2 separate regions of the Homo sapiens genome follow, and region 2 is linked to region 1. The links are chromatin loops, found by intact Hi-C in ENCODE. Cell type or tissue: PC-9. All regions are shown on one strand. Links, peaks and the distances in the headings refer to the core of each region. The heading gives the core; the rest is flanking DNA. Region 1 overlaps CFAP20DC-DT (CFAP20DC divergent transcript). Region 2 overlaps CFAP20DC-DT (CFAP20DC divergent transcript).

Region 1 (11,016 bases), core at 2,380-7,379:
ATGGATGGAGGGTCTCTATGGGAGCCACTGTGCCTTGGGAAGTCAGGGAAGGCTTCTGTAAAGAAGACATTAGAGCCAAAGCCTGAAGGATGGGAATGAGCTGTTGCCATGTAGAGCTGGGACAGGCCATTCCAGAGACGGAGAGAAGCAAACGCAAGGGCCTGGAAGCAGGTGAGGGCTTGCTTGCTGTGTTGGCGAAACACAATGGTGGCATCGTGCTTTGTTTCTCCTCTTCTCCATTCTCTGCTACTTCTTGGCCTCTGTTGGTGCAATGACACTTTAAGAAAACCCAGGACCAAATCAAGCAAAGTTTGTAAAAATATGGCAGATAGAAATAACAGTTTTTTAATAGGAAATATGATTTACCAAATTAAAATAGTATTTCTTCACATATTTGACAATTTGTGCAGTCAAAATCAGTATTCATGAGAAGAGTGATCATTTCTTGATTAAAAATCTAATACCTAAGTATAATTCTAATATATTAGTGAATGCCTATGGGATTAAATGCTACTGAATATATCTATTGGTGTGTGATGGTCACTCAGTAATTACCTAAAGTAAAATTGTAAGCTATGAATGCTTAAATTTGAAACTAGTAAAAAGTATGAAAGTTATAGCATTTTTATCTTCTAAAGCATTAGGATCACCTAAAAGAAATTTTTGTAATATACTTTTTTCCCAAAGTATTTTTTGTTGTCGTTTTGCTTTTTATATAATTGTACTTTGTCAGTGAAACTGTTTTATCATTTCTATTAAACATCAGTGCTATCTTTATTTTAGGTTTACAAAATGTCATTCATTTAACAAATATTTACTGGTTCTTGCTGTATGGCCAGCCTTAGACTAGATGTTAGGAATACAAAGACATACCATCTCTCCTCTGGGACATGCCATTATGGGCCTTTTTAGGGCAAGCCTTCCCGTTACAAATTGACAATTTAAAATGTGCTACTTCCTAAAATTCTTCAAAAGGACAGAACTAGCTTCTACAGCAGTTTATCCCCAACAGCTTATGTGATTAACAGAGAAATATGATTTCACCATCTACTTTCAGAGACAAAAAAATAAAAACTGAAGTGAAAACAAAAACTCCTACCAAAACAAAAATTCCTACTAAACCCTGTCAACAAAGTGATGGGTCTTGACATGGATGCTGGCAGTCAGCAAGACAGAAGTCAAGGATTGTTTCAGATAAATGGCAGGAGTCAAATGCAGGTGGCTCTGCTGACTCTCTACAGATACTAAGCACTCATGGTGTGTGTGTGTGTGCGTGTGTGTGTGTGTTTGCATGCATGTGTGTGTGTGTTTGCACGCATGTGTGTGTGTGTAATGGAGCACACGACTCTTGCAGGAAAGATGTTCCAGGAGTTGACTGGGGCATAAAGGTGTAAGTTGCAGCCTTCAAGGCATGGCCTGCATTCTAGTTTCTGGAACTCCTACATCTCAGAGATGCAAAAACTAGGGTGCTGAGAGGGCCAAACTGCATGGACCATACTACTGAGTACCTTGTGGTCTGGTCTGTGCCTCATTATCCTCTGGCCAGGTATGGCTGACAGAGAAGCATCTGTTTTTTGGGTTTGCTGTCAGGAGGCTGAGATCTTTGAGGCTGTGTGTGTGTGTGTGTGTGTGTGTGTGTGTGTGTGTGTGTTTCTCAATAAAATTTAGACCTTTGCTAGGGCAGCTGCCAAGAATAAAAAAGTAGGCTGAGAAAAATCACGTTTCAATGCAAGTAGAATGAATAATATTTCTTTGTCTTAAAGATGTTTCCACTATAGCTGTTCAGTCTTGCTTGAGAAAATTTCGTGTTGTAGAATGTTTAATGTTAAAATGCTCTGTGAGAAAATCCGTAATTTGCAATTAGGTAACTTGTAGGGTCAGTCAGCAAAAGACAAAATCTACTTGCTTCAAAAGTGTTTTGGCAGCAAAGTTTAGCCAGACTTTATTATATTCAAATGCTCAGTGGTTGCTAGATGTGTAATTTTTGTAACTTTAGACCCCAGTGGGAAACATTGTTTGGGAATCATAAAAATCATGGTGAAGAACAATTGCAGATATTGTACAGTGAGCGATAGGATATTTCTTGATAAAACATAATGGTTATGAACCTCTAAATATTATGTTGAGTAAAAGAAGCTGGCACAATTGAAACATAGTTTCAATTATATGAAGTTCAAGAATACATTTATCTGATGGAAATCAAGGAATCAACTGAAAAGGAATGGGATGGAACTTTCTGGGATGATGGACATGTTCTGTATCTTGTTTCGGGTGAGAGTTACAATTTATATCTGTGTATTTTAATGTATGTAAATTATACCTCAATTAAAAATGAATAAAACTGAACACTTTAGATCTGTGCACTTTAATGTATGTAAATTATACCTCAATTTAAAAATGAATAAAATTACACACACAAAGATATCTGTTAAGTACGGTGATTCTCAAATTTTTTTTTCTGTATTGATCCTCATGCAAATACATTGATTACTTCTGGCTTAAATGTGTCTTTCTTCTACCTGTTTGCCAAATGACAATTTAATTAAATAAATCTTAAAACCTATACAGCTTCACAAGTTTTGTGATTGTAATTATTTCTAACTGGTACTGGTGAACTACATTTCTTATCTAGATCTACCTCCTATGGACTAGTCGATCCTTGTTTAGACAAAGTATAATTTAAAACTCTCTAAGCCTTAGTTTTTCCATTTGTAAAATGGAGATTACACTTGCCTGAGGGTTGTTGTAGGATCAAGTGAGAAAATGTATATTATAATCCTGCTAGTCAAAGCATCATCAATGGCATCACTCAGGGGCTTGTTAGGAATGCAGAATCTTAGTCCTCGCCCTGGACCCACTATATTATTCTAACACTGCTATAAAGAAATACCTGAAGGCTGATGTGGGTGGATCACTTGAGGTCAGGAGTTTGAGACCAGCCTGGCCAACATGGGGAAACCCTGTCTCTACTAAAGATACAAAAATTAGCCAGGTGTGGTGGCACATGCCTGTGGTCCCAGCTACTTGGGAGCCTGAGGCAGGAGAATCGCTTGAACCTGGGAGGTGGAGGTTGCAGTGAGCTCATGTCATGCCACTGCACTTCAGCCTGGGTGACAGAATGAGACTCTGTCTCAAAACAAACAAACAAGCAAACAATAAAAAACAAAAACAAAAAAAACCTGAGCCTGGGTAATTTATAAAGAAAAGAAGTTTAATTGGCTTATGGTTCCACAGACTGTACATGCAGTATGGTTGGGAAGGCCTCAGGAAACTTACAACCATGGTGGAAGGCAAAGGGGAAGCAGGCTTTTTTTACATGGCAGGAGCAGGAGGAAGAGAGAGAGAGGAGAAGGAGAAGTACTACATACTTTACTACATACTTTTAAACACCAGATCTTATGAGAATTTACTTACTATCACTAGAACGGCAAGGGGGACGTCCGCCCCCATGATCCAATTACCTCACAGCAGGCCTCTCCTCCAACATTAGGGATTATAATTCGACATGAGATTTGAGTGAGGACACAGATCCAAACCATATCACCCACTGAAGCAGAATCACCATTTAACAAAATGCCCAGGTAATTTAACAAGATGCCCAGGTAAAGTTTTAGAAGTGTGATCTTAAATGCATTGTAAATTATAAATTGAGATACAAATATTAGAAATTGTCATTAATACAGTTTCTATGGTGGAAATATGGCCCAGCATTTTGCTATGTGTTTTCCATGTTGTTGTCAGGCTGCTGGCCTGAAACCAATGTGGGTAACATGCTTGTGAAATATGGCTGAGTTGTTGGTGGAGGGACTTCATGAGTCAGAATGGTAGGCTTTCCTAGGACCAGCCAACAAACTGCATTTCCAGGTAGCTTTTCAGGATGCAATTTCATAGGGTGTGAGAGTGGCCTCAGGTCTATGAGGCTATAACATTGAGTAATTTCTGCAATTCCAAAGGCGGTGAGAAATTTCTATCCTGGAATTTAATTTTCTTCCCCTGGAATCTGTTCCTAGCCAATAGCCGTAAAAGGTGCTGCCATCACCAATTCACTTGAGCCAGCAGCCTCCCAATCATCCATGATTCTCTTTGTGACTCCCATCCCTATCCCATCCATCAGCAAGTACCCTCAGTCCTATCTCTGAATTCGACCTTCAATCTTCCTACCTCCGTCCAGCTTCATGACCACCACCGCCATCATTTGGCCTACTGGCCCCTAGTGGTTTCCCACCTCCACTGCATGCTCTTTGATCATTCATTCTCTAAATGTCCGAGAAAACAGATTACATCATACTCCTGCTGAAAACTCTTCCATATGTTGCTTTTTACTTAGAATAAGACCCAGACCCCACACCTGCACCTGTAGTAGCCCATGAGGTCCTGCCTGAAATGGTTCTGGTGCATCTCTGCAGCTGCATCTTGCCCCTCCCTACCTCACTCGGCCCAAACCACATTGACCTTCAGGTTTCCAAGCGTGTCCCATGTTTCTCTGTTTTGCAGATGCTGCTTTCTTGCCTAGCTTTTTCGTCTCCCCTCCTTTGAATGCTCAGTTTGTTTTTCTCCTGCAAGTCTCAGCTAATTCCCCAGTTTCTCAGAGGTGTCTTCTGTGAGTGTTCTAGCTAAAGTAGACCCCACTGTCAATCACCATCTCAGTCCTTTGTTTTTTTCCTTCACAACACCTCATCACAAGTTGAAATTATTCTGCATATCTGACATTCCATTTTTGTTTGATCTTCCCTTGTAGAATAGCAGGGCTTATACTTGTATTGTTCACCATTGTATTCCCAGGGTCCAGCTTAGTGCCTGGCCTAGGGTAGATACTTAGCAGATACTGGTGATGACTAACTGACTAATACATGAATGAATGCATGCATGCGTGAACGAGTTCATTCCTTTGCATAGCTGGATGGCTGCTTAATTATGTAAGGCTGTTTGGAATTTACTTCCTGAAGAAGTTAAAAAAAAAAAAAAGGCCCACCTCTTGATTCTACACTCATCACCCTCATACCAGATTGCTGAATGCATTAAAAAAAGAAAGAAAAGCAGAATTCATTTTGCAGAGCTTGCTTGCTCTGTATCCCTGGTCCTCCTGTGACCTCATCCTGCTTCTGGAAAGGGTGGTTCCCTTGCAGTGGTTTTATCAGTCCCTGGTCCCTGGACCCGCACTGTTGGAAACCACAGGAAAAGCAAGCACAACATCACCTTTAATTAGCAAGAGAGGCGCCTGCCTGATACACACAGCGGCTTGGAAGCAAGAAACAGAAAAATGTAAGGCAGGACCAGGTTCGTGGAAAGAACTAGAAAATGAAAAAGAGTAATTATCCTGTTTTAACCTAATGTTGTTAATCTGTATTGCCCATTATCATTGAGAGCATCTTGCCTACTGAAGTATGCGAGCTGTGGAGCTGCTCTTTGCTCCAGCAGTGTAGCTAACAGAAGGGACTGGCTCCTCATCCATCATAATAATTAGTTTGTCATAATTTTCTGTCCTTCATGGCTCTGCAGTAAAAAGATAGAAGAGGCATTTAAAGTTACCCAGGAATTGTTCCCCAAATTTCCTCCCTGTTCTTTATGGGAACAGATAGCTGTATTTCTGCCCTATTTATTTTATGTTTGGCCTGTGATAATGAAGTATATTTCATCTGGAAGTATACAGCTTTAATTTTCATGTTCTACTTGGAAACATCTCGCTGTTTCGTTTTGTTTCAGCTCTACAGTATATAAAGAGAGCTCATGCTTCCTTCTGAACTCACCCATCACCCACCAGAGTTAATTCTAGTTTCAAGACCAACATTACGACTTCATGAGCCAACTGCATAATAACACGCACCGGATCTCCAGTCCGTTAGCATGGACAGAATGTTTTCCCTATTTTATCCCTTAATTTTCAGAACAGCCCTGGGAGGTAGACAAGGCAGGGGTTATCCACATGCCCATTTGACAGAATGAGGAGCAGAAAGGTCAACTGACTTGCTCAGGGCCATGCTGCTCAAGCAAAAAGGTGCTAGGACTTGATTCCTGGTTTGCTAATTGTACATGATGGCCTTTTCTATAACTCCAGCAACATCTGTAGCAACCGCTGCTTCTACTGGAGTTTGCTTCTGCTGAAATGCAAATGGGTCAATTTTCAGTTATTCTTTCATACTCTCATCTTTATGAACAGGATGGGCATTCTGTGGTGGAAAAAGGGAAAGGTGGCTGGTACAAAAACATGGGGTTTATGGCCCAGGGCAGAAGTTCTCAAAGTGTGGTCCCCGGACCAGCAGCATCTGCATCACCAGAGAGCGTGTTTGAGATGTAAAGTTTCAGGCTCCACTCCAGTCCTACTTACTTATCAGAACTCTGGGGTAGACTTGGCAATCTGTGCTTTAACAAGTCCACCAGGTGATTCTGATGCAGGCTAAAGCTTGAGAAGCACCCACCTAGGAAGAAGATGGGGAAACACAGAGGAGAAGAGAGAAATTACATTGTGTGCCCAGGCCACAGACTCTGGGGCCAGACTTCTGGGTTCTTATCATAGTCCTACCACCTCATCCATCCACAGAGTATTTACTGAGCATTTACTATATGCCAGGCACCATGCAGATGCTTGGAATATAGCAGTGAAAGAACCAAAGATCTCACAGACCTGCTGTTTTACTTTACACTCATTGGTTGAGTGATAGAAGGAGCAAAGTAGTCTGTCCTTTTGTTTCCTGGCCCATAAAGGGAGAATACTAACTGTGCCTAACTGTAGAGTTTTTCTAAGGTTGACACTGAAAATATCTAGTGTCTGCACACAGTGAGAGCTCTGCAAGTGCTTGCCCTCTTCCTCTTCACACACTCTCAGTTGCTGAGTACTATCAACAAGTTGATGGTGCCATCCCTTGCCACTGTTCCAAATTGTGATCACAAGCCGCAAAGAAATTCCTAGAGGCATGAGACTGACACAGACATCACTGAGATGCTTAAAGGAGGTGTTCAAATTATCCCATTTGGAAGGGTGCAGAGGCCTCTTGGACCCAGGTGATACGTACTTGATTGTGAAATATCCAAATTTTGTCATAATTTCCACGATTACTATGACAATATTGGCCCAAGTTCTCTAGGAATAAATACGTTCTTGGCACTGCTTCTGAGTCCTCCAGCCTGAAATATATACAGGGCTCAAGGATGAAGAACTTATTGGGTGGCTTCAAGTAGTATAGAGCGTATTTGAAGATGTCTCTGATTTTAACGTCTGGCTGCTTCAGGAGGGCAGAGATGCGGTGACAATATGGGCCTTTCCCACGTTCACATCAGGTGCTCATTTCTCCAGATACAAAATTGTTTATGCTGTATTCAAAGCCCAGCTCAAATCTTAGCTCATCTATAACATGGTTTCCGGTTGGATCAGCTCATGTGAAATTCTTCAGTGAGGGGTTTGGTGCTCCCTTGTACCCCCAGTGGAGCAAACACCATTTGCCAGCCACCTGGGAAGCAAATATTGCATCTGTTGTAGCATTCTGTGTTAGTTCCTTGAAACCCTTCCCACCCCAGTCTAAGACTGTGGTGGAAGCTGTATTGAGAAGACATGTAGGCAGAAGTCAAATGTGGAACTCCTAAACCACCCCAAATATAAATGTTGTATGGTGTGTTTGTTGGGTGTGTTGGCGAGAGAGAGAGGAGAGACAGTGAATGGGTGTGTGGGGATCAGAGCCAGAAGAAATAAGAAGGGAGGCAGAAGGGGGGAAGAGGAAAAAAGGAAGATGGAAGAAAAGGAGGTAGAAGGAATGGAGGGAGGGAAGAAGAAAGGGAAAGAGGAGAAAGGAGAAGGAGAAAGGCAAGAAAAGTAGGCTAGATGGAAAGGAAGGGGAGGAGGAAAAAGGAAGAAAGGGGAGGGAGAGAAGACTTGGGCCTGCAAAGCTGACTCCTAGTTCACACAGCCAACTTGCTGCCTGCAGGAGAGAAGACAGGCCTGCCTCGCCTGCTGTCTGTTGGTGGGACCCAGGTCTAGCTGAGCCCATTGTGGCATTGGTGGCTTGACATGACATGCTTCTGTGTGGAGTAAGATGCTGCAGAGGGTGCATCTTGTATGAGAACCTCTTCAACTCAGTGTCCCTGACCACTTCTATATTGTGGCCTGATGATTAAAGATCCTCTCTTGGTCCTGTTCTCTTCATTGAACCTGTGCCTCTACCATGGGGATTCACTCTACCTAGCGATTCACAAACACATCTAGATCTTTCTCTAGACTTTGGGCCTTGGAGGGTGGGGCCATGTCTTAGTCTGTCTTAGAGAAGTCAGATTGAGTTGCTTTACATTTAGTAGGATCATGTTTCTAAAATGTAGTAGAATTATTTACTGAGAATAGTGTCCTATTTCTTGTGGAAAAATAGACCCATTGGGGTGCAATTTTTCTAGTATGTACTGCTGATTATAAGGGACAAATGATTCTTCCTTTTAGTCTCTTCTTAATAACAAAACATTACTGAGCTAAAATTTATTGGAGATTTTGTTTTGTTTTTTCTCCCTCACTCCCCTCCCCTGACCCATCTAACAAGAATATAATGCTCTGGAAGAATACCTCATATTTCAGATCTAAATTTAAAGAAGTCAGACTCAATTGCTCAGTTAATTAAATTTGCAGTAGTCTCTTTGGAGATATTTATGGACTTGTTTTTACACTTTTGCATTTTCCTTTTCTTCCAGTTGAGTAGTAGCAAATACAATGTGACAGCCACATTACTGTACATGTCAGTTATTTACAGACTAAAGTGATGGATTTCCTGATAATCATTTAATAAAATAATTTTCGGGGGATGCAGGCTCCCAGACCCCTTTGTTCATATGTTGCATTAAATGGGGTATCACATGATACCCCAGAGAGAACCACAGCCCATCTGACTCTGACATATGCACTATTTGAAATTTGGGGGCTTCCTTTATGGCTAAAAGCCAAATATTTGGACATGTGGTCTACTATGCAAACATCTTAAAAGTAGAAGCCACAGAATAAGATGAAGTCATCAACACTTCCATTGCCTGAAAACCAAAGGATATATAGATTCCTAGTACCAGGACAAGGTTTTGTTCAGTTGTAAATACCCATGCCACTTTCTGCAATAATGATACTGAACATTTTTTATCAAACAATTTTTATCAAATAAAAAATTAAAGCCTATTTTTTTACATCCATAGCTTCCAATATCTCTGTGACATGTGCCAGAAACTTTGTGAAACTATTTAGATGTCTTCTCTTATAGTACCCTCGCAATACCTTATGAGATAGGTTGTTATCTCCATTTTATAAATGAAGAAACTGAGGCTCAGAAAGAGAAAATGATACCCCCAGGTCATATAGGTGGCAAATGCCAGAGCCTGGTCTCAAGTCTAGTCCTTTTGATTACTAAACCCATAGGATTTTTACTACCCCATTTTTATTTTATACACACACACACACACACACACACACACACACACACACACACAAATAAAATGTGAAATGAAAAAGCCCCAAATAGTGGTGGAAATAGTAGATAATTAAAAGCAATGCATAATTCATAGATTAGAGTTTTATATTGATAAATACGTAAAATAATATACTTTCATACTTGGCTTCTCTGTAAAGATATTTAATATTATACGTGTCACAGAACATTCAAGAAAAAATTTAAAAACAAAGACAGAACATGCCCTATTAGGTATCAAAACACGTTTTAGAGTAGTAGCAGTCAGAAAAGTGTGGCATTGACAGATAGAACAAGACAGAGAGCCTGAAATAAACTCAAAAATGAAAATTTTTTGTATGAGAAAGTTGGCACTTAAAAGTGAATGGGGAAGAGATGGTCTGATTATTCAGCAAATGGCGCTGGGATGCTGGCTATCTACTTGGGGGAAAAAAGGTCTCTATCTCACATTATTTATGAAAATACTGGATTAAAAGTCTAAATATTTTTAAAAATATGCATTGGAATTCATAAGGTCTAGGTGACATATGAGCATTCCTATGAGAAAGACTCAGAGTTGAGTTGTAAAGTAGAAAATGCATTTTCCCATACTTGAGACATAACTGTTACTCTTCAGACATGACCATGTTAATACCTATGCTTCATATCAAAAAGGGTGCTGCTGACTGCACACGAAATGTGGTATATTAGCACATATACCACTTGTTTAACTGGTCCCCATGGTAATCAGAGGCTTGTACTTTGGGCAGGGCTAGCTGGGACTTGGGGAGCAAGACCTTGCTGTGGACTCCCCACCCACCCTATGCAAGAGGAGGCTAGGTTGCCCTGCTTTGTGTTCCCATGGCCGCTGGGATTTCCTGACTCATGTTATTTTGGTTGGCTGTTCTCTCTGTTCTGCTAGATTGTGAATTTCAAAAGAATGGGCTGGGTGTGGTGGCTCACTTGAGACCAGGAGTTCGACGTCAGCCTGGCCAATATGGCGAAACACTGTCTCTACTAAAAATACAAAAATTAGCTGGGCATGGTGGTGCACGCCTGTAATCCCAGCTACTCGGGAAGCTGAGGGAGGAGAATTGCTTGGACCCAGGAGGTGGAGATGGCAGTGAGCTGAGATCACGCCAGTGCACTCTGGCCTGGGTGACAGAGTATGACTCTGTCTCAAAAAAAAGAAAAAGATTAGAGGCCCTGTCTGCTTTGCTCACTGATGCATGGCCTGTCCCTTGGTCAAAAGTACTTCATGGAATGTACAGATAAGCATGTTTTGGACCTCTTGGACAGGGCTCACAAAGGGGTTTATAGGGAAAAAGGTGAACATGTTTAACAGGGAGATTGGCATGTCCACAGGAGACTTCTGGGCTGGATGGGAAATGTGTGTGCTTGTGGCTTCTGAGGCAGTCCAGATTAGTCAGGAGAAAGCATGATTTGGCATTTAAAGTGAATAGGGAAGAGATGGGCCTGGAATGTGCCATTCCAGGTGATGAGGGTGACCTAGATGTGAGTGTGTAGGGAGCTGAAGGCCCGTGGGACGTGACCAGCTCGTCATTCTGCTGGAGGCTATATAATCAAACAGCAAACTGTTTACCATGAATGCAGG
Region 2 (11,016 bases), core at 2,518-7,517, 150 kb after region 1:
GTCCTTGTAGGGGGCTACGTGGCTGATGCGGCAGGTCAGGAAAATGCATACCTTTGCGTGAGTTCCTCCAAACTCAAGACTGGGGGGAGGTGGCCTCAGGATGTCCTCTTGAACTGAGTACATGGATTACAATCATAAATGTTTTGGAATGAAAGAAGCTGAGAGAAGGGGAAGGAACATTTGACATATCATAGTATGATTTCCAGGCCCTTAAGGGATTGTAGAGAGGAGGCTGGGATTTTTAGGACACTCCCTGCCCCAAGAACACATATGCATGGGCATGTAGTCCCATGCAAACTTACATACTCCCACCAAAACCAAAGAACACGTGAAATGGACTGGTCACATTTGAGTAAAGTGGTCACCTAGGAACAGTGAAGGAGCAAAGGTGAACCCTCACTGAGAGTAACCTGCCTCATTTACTCCATCCTGCTCAGTTCCACTGTCTTTCCTTAGCCATTTTGTTTGTGGGAGGCAACCCTTTCTTGGGATGAAAGCACTGTCCCCACAGCACAGTGGAAGTATCCTAGGGTAGGCTGTCTTAGCCTTTATCTGTCAATAACACAACAATATACTGCATCTTCCCTAAGTCAGTAGTTGTCTCTTCTCTTGACGATAACAAGTCTCAATGGTGGTGCTCTCACATGGGTTGGGGACTCCTCAGCTGTAGCAAAGATAAGGCCAGGTAAGGGCTATACTACTGAAAAAACCAGCTGGGAATAACGTAGTTTATCCCAAACTCCCGCGGATTGACAGGATGGTGGCACTTGATAATTGCTGCCTTATGGAATGAGAGACCAGCCACATATTTTACGGGACATAAACAAGGGCATTGGCAAGTGAACAGGTGGGTGCAACATAAGATTGACAGATAAAATACAGGATTCCCAGTTAAATCTGAACTTCAGATGAACAAGTAATGTTTTAGTTTAAGTAGATCCCAGACAACCCAGTTATATTGGAGTTTTTAAAAAACTCTCTCATATATATGTATACACACACACACACACATATATATATATATATGAAGGTCCTGAAAAGTGTCTTTCTAGTGAGTATGAAATGATAAAGTGTTGACTATCCATGTCAGTCATGATTACTAACTTTTAATTTTTATTTTATTTCAGTAGCTTTTGGGGAACAGGTGTTTTTTTTGGTTACATGAATATGTTCTTTAGTGGCGATTTCTGAGATTTGGTGCACCCATCAACTGAGCAGCTTATACTGTATCAATATATAGTCTTTTATTCCTCACCCCCCTGCTAACCTTCCCCCCAAGTCCCCAAAGTCCATTGTATTATTCTTATCCCTTTGCATCCTTATAGTTTGGTTTCCATTTATAAGTGATAGCATACGATGTTTGGTGTTCCATTCTTGAGTTAGTTCACTTTGAATAATAGCCTTCAACTTCTTCCACATTTCTGCAAAGGCCATTATTTCATTCTGTTTCATGGCTGATTAGTATTCCATGGTTTTTACATACCACGTTTTCTTTATCTACTCAAAACAATTTTTTATTTAGCATAAGTAAAGTCCCATGCAGTATTTGGCCAAGAGGATCAATTCGGGGGGTGGGAGAAAGCCCCATGACTGACAGTCCTTTTATGTTACACGGAATCTGGGAAGCACTTCCAATGGAAACAGAAGAAAGGGTGAGGAAAAGTGTGTTGACATAAAGAAACACCTTCACCAACAAAAAGGAAACACAATGATCATAGTCCCTACAGATGAAATAATTGAAATTAGGCTAAAGGGAAAAGATAAGTAATCATTTTGATCCCTAAATGTTTTGAGTTGTGCTTTAATCTCTAAATTTTGGAACATTTTTCTTACAGTTATTCACCATGAGTAGATTAACTTAAGTAAATGTCACTATTTACTCTCAAATTTATTTTTTGGAAAAACTAGCGGTAAGAAATGTACTCTCATCCAGGTTCATTTCATTTGCACTCTCCACACTTCCTAATCTTTTCTAGCTATTTTCACATGTTTTAAAAAAAATGCTCACCATTTCCAACCGTAACCGGAACCAAGCAAGTATTTAATCATTTAATGCAGTTCTCTATTGACTTCCCAGAGGGAAATCTGGGGATTTTGAATGGAAATTCAGAGCAATGTCTGTGTTGCCCTTGCCCCACTCAGATTCCACTTCTCCCTAATTTATGCCTTTCTTCTCAGAAGGAGTTCATCGAGTTCATTGCCAACTTCCACTGCTTCATTACCAAATGTGAACCTCCCCCTGGCACTAGGCTTACTTTAGCATTTTTTCCTCAGGTGAGAGCGTGAAATGTCTCAGTTTAATCACTTGTGAGCAGAGAGGGCACCAGATAGCAACCCGGGCGCTCTCCCACCTGCAGCTTCGATAGGAAAGAATCAATCTAGCATATAAAAGCAGGCACAGATAAATTGCTAAACACTGTAGTACAATGACGGCATACATCTCCGGAATGAGAATCTTCAAAATCAATAAGAATTGAAATTGAAAAAGGAAGAATTGTAGCTGTCAAAATGCAGGATGCTGGCAGGTTATTCACGTTGAGGTCCATTTTGGCTTTTCTAGCCCAGGAGAATCATCTGTTAAGAAAAGTTGTCTCTAGGGTGACCTTTGTTATGTCTCTTTGAAAAAACATTGTGTCTCAGCCTAGGGACTGGATTCTTCTTCCAAATCATAATTGACCTTATCCTTCATGTCATGTTAGGGGACATTCCCCTCAGCGAGAGAGGGAAGCCCGAAGGAGAATTAGAAGCCAGTGTTCAGAGGCTCATGTGGGGAGGGGGCCTGGGTATAGTGAGGCCATGTGGGCTGGAAGGACTTTAGTTTTTGACCAAGTTTTACAATCTGTTCTATCATTTTCTGAAATTTGAAATTCTAAAAAAATCAAGGAATGTACTACCATCACAATAATAATAGCCCATTATTTACTAAGTAATTATATGTGCCTGCATTGTGCAAAGCACTTGATATACATTCTTATATATGACAATAATGGTGATAATACTGATAATAGCTAAGTTTTTTAGTATGTATTTGATGGGCATTGTGTCATGAAAGCCTTATGCCACCCCTCCAAACTATGTACAATTACGATCCCATTTTACAGATAAACAGGCTTAAGAGTGGTTGAGTACCTTGCCCAATGTCACACAGTTGGTGGGGGCTGGGGTGGACATGAATCTCACTCTGTCTCGCTCCAGAATTTTCCTGCTTTGCTTCCTTCAGTCATGTTTTACATCTGTGCATGTTAGCATTTCTGGCAGCTGACAGTTGGGCTGCCTTTGATGTTTTTTTGTCCATGACTCATTCTACTGCCCTGCAATTTCCTCACCCCAAATGGTAGGAAGTCCTTCCTCATGCCCGGTCTACTTTCAGTTATAACTTCTTGGACATGTTTCTTTTTTTCACCAAACTTAGAGCAAAGGAGATATGGAATTTTCCTTTTGGCATTTGGAAATCTGTAAGAATCGCCATCATGTGATTTAGCGTGTGTGTGTGGTTTTTTAAAACTAACATACAACCATTCACAAATTAACCACTGTACGTGTGTCCTGAAAGCATGTTTTAAACCTCATCTTCATGTAATGATTAAAAACAAAAGTTTGTTGCCTGGAAGACCCACTAGGAGTGCAAGTAGCAGCAGGGCACAGAGGAGAAAGAACTTGTCACAAACCGTGGGAACCAGAAACCTGTCCTGTCTCTCAGTTATGAGATGAAATTCAAACTGTGAGGCTCTACTTTCTGTATATCTGCATTTTAAAATGTATCTTTATTTTTCCAATCTTTTTTTTAAAGAAAGATTGTGTTAAAGGGATATATCTGGGTGCATAGGTTACCTTAAGATGTAACCAGTTAGCAGATTTGTTCAAAAGAACAATTTTGCTTTTGAAAGCAAAATTGACAGATTAATATCAATTTTTTTTTTTTAGCAAACTGTGTTTCTAAAACGTATACATTATCATTGGCTTGAGGACTGAGGGACTAAAGTCTATACACATATATTTTTCATGAGCACGATGTTTGTCTTTCAAATAGAGGTTTCATCGGTAATGGTCTCTAGGGCAGGGTGCTTCAAACTGGAAAGTACAGGAGGCACCTGGGGATCCAGTTAAAATAAAGGTTCTCATTCCAGAGCTCCAGGGTGAGACCTGAGACTGCATTTCTCCCAGGTGACATCAATGCAGCTGATTAGGGTTCATACTTTGAGAAGCAGGGCTCTCTACTACCATACAGATTTTGTTACCATGAAGAATATATAAGGAACATTATATACTAGGCGCTAATTCATATGTTGTTCAATAAATTGAACTGCTCTTTTTGTTTGCCTTTTTCCCTCCAAGATACAGTTGAATTAGTTACACAGACCTATATTCTCAGTTCTTCTGAAAGGCAAAGTAGACTTTAAATTGGCAATTGCTAATTTCAATGTAAAATATCTAAAAAGTTTAGAAGTGGGTATCAGCTTGACTTGTTTATAACTAACGAAGGGGTCTCAGGCTAAATTCTACAAGGCTGAAACTAACCAGTTGGCCAACATAAATGAGTATCTTATTTGAAAGAATCTTTTTACTACAGAATTTGGAAATTAAAGCTAAATTTGAAACCAACTTATATCCTTCTCCTTTTTCCTCATTTGTCCCCCAAATACTTTCTAACTTCCCACTCAACTTCTCTCAGCCTCTATGATTAAGGAGACTAACCTAGTAGTGGCACTTTACATTTTACTACTTGAGCAACATAATATTTAGAAATACTGCCTAAATATGACAGTGCATTTTGAGCCTTCGCTGCTTTAAAAACAAACAAAGGTTTACAGAGGAGAAACCTCGCAAATTCTACCTTGGCCAGGTGATGAAGCTTAGCATTGCTGGTGAGAAGTTTTATTGATAGCACATACCACTTAGTATGATATAACAAGAAAGGCATTCATGTTTGTGGCATTCTTGGCAAAACTCATAACCCCAAGCTAATCACAAGAAAACCAGCAGACAAACCTGAATTGTGGGATGATCTACAAAATACCTAACTGGTACTCCTCAAACTTGTCAAGGTCATTCCAAACAAAAACAGAAATTCTCACAGACCAGAGAAAACCAAGGAAACGTGAGGACCAAATGCAGTGAAGTTCCCTGGATTGAGTCTTGGGACAGAAAGAGGACATCAGTGAAAAAACGAGTAAAATCCGAATCATGTCCAGAGTTTACTAAATATTGATTTCCTGCTTTTGACAAATGTAACAGTAATGTGGTAACATTAGAGGAAACTCAACTGGGTGAGGGATATATAGGAATTTTATGTACCACCTTTGCAATGTTTCTATAAATCAAAAATGATACTGAAATGAAAAACTTATGTAAAATGATGTTGACACTAGGGAGGGAGTAGAAAGTGATAAGAATGCCTCATGGACACTTTTTTTCCCCTATAAAGTGTGTGTGTGTGTGTGGTATGCAGGAGTGTGTATTTTGCTAGTCATATACTGAGAAAAATAAAGTCATACAGAAAATCAAAGGCTACCACTGGTTCAAAAAGGAAGGCATGAGAACATATCAGTACCACATGGAAGGTGTCTTTAATAAAAAGGCCTTAGTCATGAAAGTTAGCCCAGATGCTCAGCTGACACTTACCAAATTGCTTTGAAAGAAAGCATAGTCTAGAGGAACTGTTGAAAAATCTGTCGAGTGACTAATCCCAAGTTGGATCCCAATAGAGGAAATTGGAGAGATCCATTAGGCAGGCGAGGCTGTTCATTTCCTCGGAATTATTGACCGTGGCAATGCCCTTGCTCCCTACGCATGTGCCACCTTAGAAACTCCCCTGCCGGAATCGAGTTAAGTGGAAACATCACAATCAATAAAAGATACTCTATTTTCCATTTGCTCATTGTTTTTTGAGGGCTTATTTTGGAACAGCACGAGGAAGATTCAATTCAATATCAGTTCACCTTCTGGGTGGGGAGAGGACTCCAGATATTGACTTTCAGGGTCTGATAAAGTTTGTGACAAGGCTCAGTTTGCTAACATTCTGACCAAAATGCAACCTCAGCCACAGAGGATTCAGAATAAGCAGATGTTCAGTGTCACTTCATCATCCTGGAACCCTTTTCTAACTCAGCAACCAGTGTCAGCAGAGCATCTTCGGGCTGGTGACCTGGCAATGGAGGACCCTGCTCAAAACTATTGAACTGAGTCACGGAATCATGGGAAATAATAAATGCTATTCTGACACTATGTTTTCCAGTGGTTTTGTTACATAGTAAAAGCTTACTCATACAGTATATACTACTTGTTAGAATTGTTTACTATAGAATTGTTATATTTTTTCTCTCACCCAACTTAAGCCTTAAGAGTTCAAATCCTAATTCATGTAGAGGCCAAGATCAAATATTTTGTCCTCAGAGATCTGCCTCTATCTGTAAGTCATAATTAATTGTTCCTCTTTCAGTGATTCCTTGCTATTGTTGTATTTTACCTGAGACACTGCTGCCGTACTTCATTATACCTTTATCGTCTATTTCTGTGTTTCTCTAAACTCTACATGGTAAGGTGTATACATTTTTGGTGACTAGCACAGTTTAGTAGGCACTGAAATATTTATTGAAATTAACTAAGTGTACAGAAGTTCTAGGAAATTTTTTGTTTTATTAACCAACTTCTTTTTTTCTGTGGGGGTCTTTGAATCCAACATATAAGATCTTCTTGAGTTTTGACCAACCTGAGAAATAAGAGGTTAGTCAAAACTCAAGAGGATGCTATATGCTGGACTCAAACAGAAGAAATGGCAATGGGAGTATATTATGTCTATTCTATTAGCAAGAAAAGTAAGATTAGAGGACACAGTATACCTGTAAGCCAACATGCTTTCTCATTCTCACTTCCAGACTTAACTAACTTACCCCGTTGTTAGCAGCGCTACACTAGACTGTGTCTGAGTGCAGTCTTGAAGATCACCCTCCCTGTCCCTCCCCTAGTGTAGCAGTGACCCTGCTCCATGTCTCCATTGTACATATGCGTGTTTGGGTGCCCATAACTCTTCCTGGCAATATTAATTATAGGTGAAGACCTAGCACCCTAGTTTTCTGTATTCCTTGTGCCCAGGAGAACTCCAGTTCTGGAGTCGCAGGCACAGAGTTAGTACTTGGCAAATATTTGTTGAAAGATGAAGCTCTGTGATTCTGGAGATAGATTTTATCATCTTTCTCACTTAATTGGCATTAAAACCATCATACTTATCACACAGCAGCTTTTCTATGACACATAACACTGCATGGACAGAAGGGAAAATCAAGCTGTATGTGACACATGGTGTCTGGTGCATATGATACTCATTTTAATAGGCACATCCTCACTTAAGGAGAACAGTTAGAACTCATTGCAATAATAAGGGATGATTAGCATAGGCATTTGCCACTTGTGCATTAACTTAACCTAATGATTACAGTAGTTTTTTAATGATTTAAAGATAATGTGAACATGACATGTTCTGAAAACTCAGTAGGGATTTGGTTGATTTTTTGTACTTCGTATTTTCAGCAACTTTCGTAGGTATGTAATGAAATGCCTTGGAAGATGTTTCTGTAAGGAATGTAGCTCTCAGATTCTAGTGGGGCATGTGATGCTTCTTAAACATAGATTCCTGGTCTCCATCCCTCCCATCTTCTGATTCAGGAAGTCTGGCATGGAAACCAGCATTCGGTATGTTTAACCACCACCAAGTGGTTTGGATTCTAGTAGTCTATCTGCCACCTTACATTTAAGGGCTCTTTTGGTTGCCAGGAACAGAGACCTGCTCGAGTCGCTGGAGTTTAAAGGCCATCTTTCTTTTGGAAGGATAGAGAAATGGCCCAGGAATACAGGAAATATTACACAAGCAGATTTGTGCAAGGTCCAACACCAAAGCAGCTCCAGGGACTGGCCTGACCCTCATCTATTATGGACTGAATATTTGTCACCCCAAAATATGTATGTTGAAATCCTAACCCCAAGGTATTAGGAAGTGGAGCCTTTGGGTGATAATTAAGTCATGTGGGTGGAGGCTTCATGAATGGGATTAGTGCCTTTATAAGAGAGACCCCAGAGAACTCTTTCTGCCATATGAAGACACAAGAAGTCTGCCATCTGCAATGCACAACAGGGCCCTCACTGTGCACAGCACAGGACCCATCCATACTGGCATCCTAGTCTCAGACTTCACCTCCAGAACTGTGAGAAATAAATATTTGTTGTTAAGCCAGCCCGTTATGGTAGTTTGTTATAGCCACCCAAACTAAGATACCACATCTGTCTCTCTTGCTTTCTCTGATTCTTTCTTCATGTCTAATCTCTTCTCGCTCTGAACCACTTCTCCTTAGGTCTTTAGGCCCTCAGGACATGGGCACAGGCCACCCCTCTTTGTGCCCCAGTTCTTACCTAAAGTTCTCATCATTACCTAGGAGCTTATGAGTGCTGCTTTCCTGAGAGAGGATCTAATTGGTGCAGTGCATGCCCTGGAGCCCTGGCATACAAGTTGAAGGTCAGGAACAACCTTTGTGAGAACCATTCCTGGCTGGGCATCCACTCCTTAGGCAGGCCGCTGGGGGTGGGAAAGAAGGTTCTAGAAAGCAAGGTGGCTGGGAGGCTGAGGGGCATGAGCGAAGTGTCTGTTACTGACACTTGTTGTACCCTCTCATCATCTCAACCTCAGAATTTCTGACAGATAATAAGATATGGAGAGAATTCATCTTAACAAAAGACCTTTACCTTAAGGAGTATTCACAACTGCAGCCCAATTGTGACACTACTGTGGAGTGTGATGTCTTAATAATACAAAGACCCAACGGGGAAGTTCCAAGATGTTTACGGATAGAGAAACTCTTAAAATTCAAGGGCTGGAAGATGGAGAGGACCTACTTAATTAGGAACATATTTTGATTCAGTTGAGTCAAACTTTGAGTGCTCATTATGTCTTACTGCTCCTGAGAATTAGTTGTGTTAGGTGGCATCTTAGCCAGCCAGAGTTTTCCATGTTGCTTTTGGTTGATTTGGGGTTTTTTTAAATCAAAATTAGTTGGGAGTAGGATTTACTTGATGGAAATTTACCTAGATCAACTCTTTTCACACTTCAGAAGTTAAAAAAAATCCATCATATTCAGAATTGATGTGTTTGGCAAAATAATTATTTCGAGTTTTCTGTGTGTGTGCACACAAGTATGTGAATGTGCGATAAGAAGAAGTATGCATTTGGAGTCAAAAACCAAATATTTTCTTGAAACTCATAAACTGTCCACAGGTTAGAAAGATTTCATTTTGGACATTGCAGTGAAACTTGAGTAATTATCCATGTTGTGTGTCTGTAAGTTTGACAGTGATGCCTTCAAAATATTTTGATATGCAACCTTTCTTCTTTCCCTTTGTGTTGTCGGACAACATGCCAGCTGTCAGATGGAGGGAAGAATGAAACTTTGGCATCACTATTCCTGCCACCTTCACCGAGAAGGCCCTATAAATAGCATAATAGGATAAAACTGGCCACAGAGGGAGAGCAGCAGCTGGCACACGTTGTATCCAGAGCTGGAGGTGTAAATGAATTTCAATATCTTAGTGATACCAAACAACAGTAAGATTACAGAGAATGAAGCTTTTGTTATGAGAGAGCCCAGTATTTGAAGTAAATAATAATGATAATGCTTTTCATTATCAGGCGGCTTTCCCCTTTGAAAGTGGTTGCAAAGAAGAAAGGGCCCTGTTTTCAGAACAACCAATTTCCTCTCTTATCTCTCTGAAGAGTCTCCCCTGATTTCCCTCTTTTCAGAATTGGGAGGTGATACTGATCTGAGCCAGGTGGTAGGTGGAGTGAATTAAGTCAATTGTTAACTTAAAATGTTACTATGAAATATATTTTGCTCTAATTACCAGAAAAGGAAATAATAGAGGACTTCATCTGGAATGTTCTTAATTGTCACCCTATTTCTTGGCTTCCCTGTTCTCTGCTCATTCCTTGCCATTTCAAATTTGTCACTTGAAGTGCCCATTTGTCAACTGAAGAGCCCATATTCAGTTCTGGTTCTTTTTTCCTCTGCCCCAAATGCTTCATATCAAAGGAGCTCACCCTCCTTTGAGGACCGATAGCATGTACAGAAACACACACGTCACACACAGCTAAGCATTTGTATCGTCCTTTAATTGTGTCTTATACTCCATGTTTTTAACCAGATTTTGAACTTCTTGAGACTACAGAAGACTTAGTCTCCAATTTGCTGTCATGGAGCCCAGCATATTTCTAGACTCATAATGCTGCCTTGTGCCCAACCTAACCAGGGTACCTTGAACCAGCATCAAAAGACGCAGTCCCAAGAATCTCAGGTCAGTGGCAAAAGTTTTGGTCCCCTGACCTTGTGCCATCTTTCCTTACCTCCTGCCTCCTGTGTCTTCTCAGCTCTCAACTCCAATCTGCCACTCTGGTCCCACACTTCCCCATCCTGCTTGGATGCAGTTTCAATGACTCCAGTTTGACCAGTCCTAATCTCGCCCCAGCAGTAATTTTGCAGGACCCTCTGACTCCTGGCCACTCTGGCTCCCATTTCCTCTTGGTGACTTCTCTGCCTTAACCAGCCTCTAAGATCAGGAATTGGACCACAGATGCTCAATTGTAAAACGGCAACCTTATCTCTTGTAATCAATCCAAATCAAGCCCAACTTTGTGCCAGGGTCACAGCTCCACATAATCTAACCTCCTCAATGTCTCCAGCCTTTTTTTTCTGCCTTCTCTCCCCTCCCCTTACCTCATTCTAGCATTTACATGGCCATTCCCTCTGCCTGGAATGCTTTTCCTACAGCGGATCACATGTCTGACTCCTGCCCATGTTTTCAGATCATTCTCAAATATCCTGAAGTTGACCTCACCCAGTTACTCTCTCAACCATTTTTATTGCTATCAAAGCATATATCACCATCTATAATTATCTTATTTGTCAATTTGTTTACCCTCTGTCCCCTCCCATCAGCAGAATGTAAGCTCCTTGAACACAGGAGCCTTATGTATCT

The links. Hi-C counts contacts between places; a loop is a spot of excess contacts. Peaks named below come from ENCODE experiments on the same cell type or tissue, not always from the same donor. Only the 100,000 strongest peaks of a DNase experiment are listed, where the experiment ranks them.
Region 2: a loop joins it to region 1, with 12 times the contacts of the local background. A loop is called at or near these places in 1 of 110 quality-filtered maps.

The regions. Positions count from the first base shown.
Region 1 is chr3:59,322,611-59,333,626 of GRCh38, forward strand. The region is part of intron 4 of CFAP20DC-DT (CFAP20DC divergent transcript); the gene reads left to right. Among named protein-coding and RNA genes, the nearest start is that of CFAP20DC-DT, 240 kb to the left of the region's middle. In PC-9, for the core only: no CTCF peak of the experiment used is centred there; a DNase peak (open chromatin) is centred at 4,851; H3K27ac peaks cover 358 bases.
Region 2 is chr3:59,477,293-59,488,308 of GRCh38, forward strand. All of the region lies in intron 5 of CFAP20DC-DT (CFAP20DC divergent transcript), which reads left to right. Among named protein-coding and RNA genes, the nearest start is that of CFAP20DC-DT, 400 kb to the left of the region's middle. In PC-9, for the core only: no CTCF peak of the experiment used is centred there; no DNase peak of the experiment used is centred there; H3K27ac peaks cover 1,272 bases.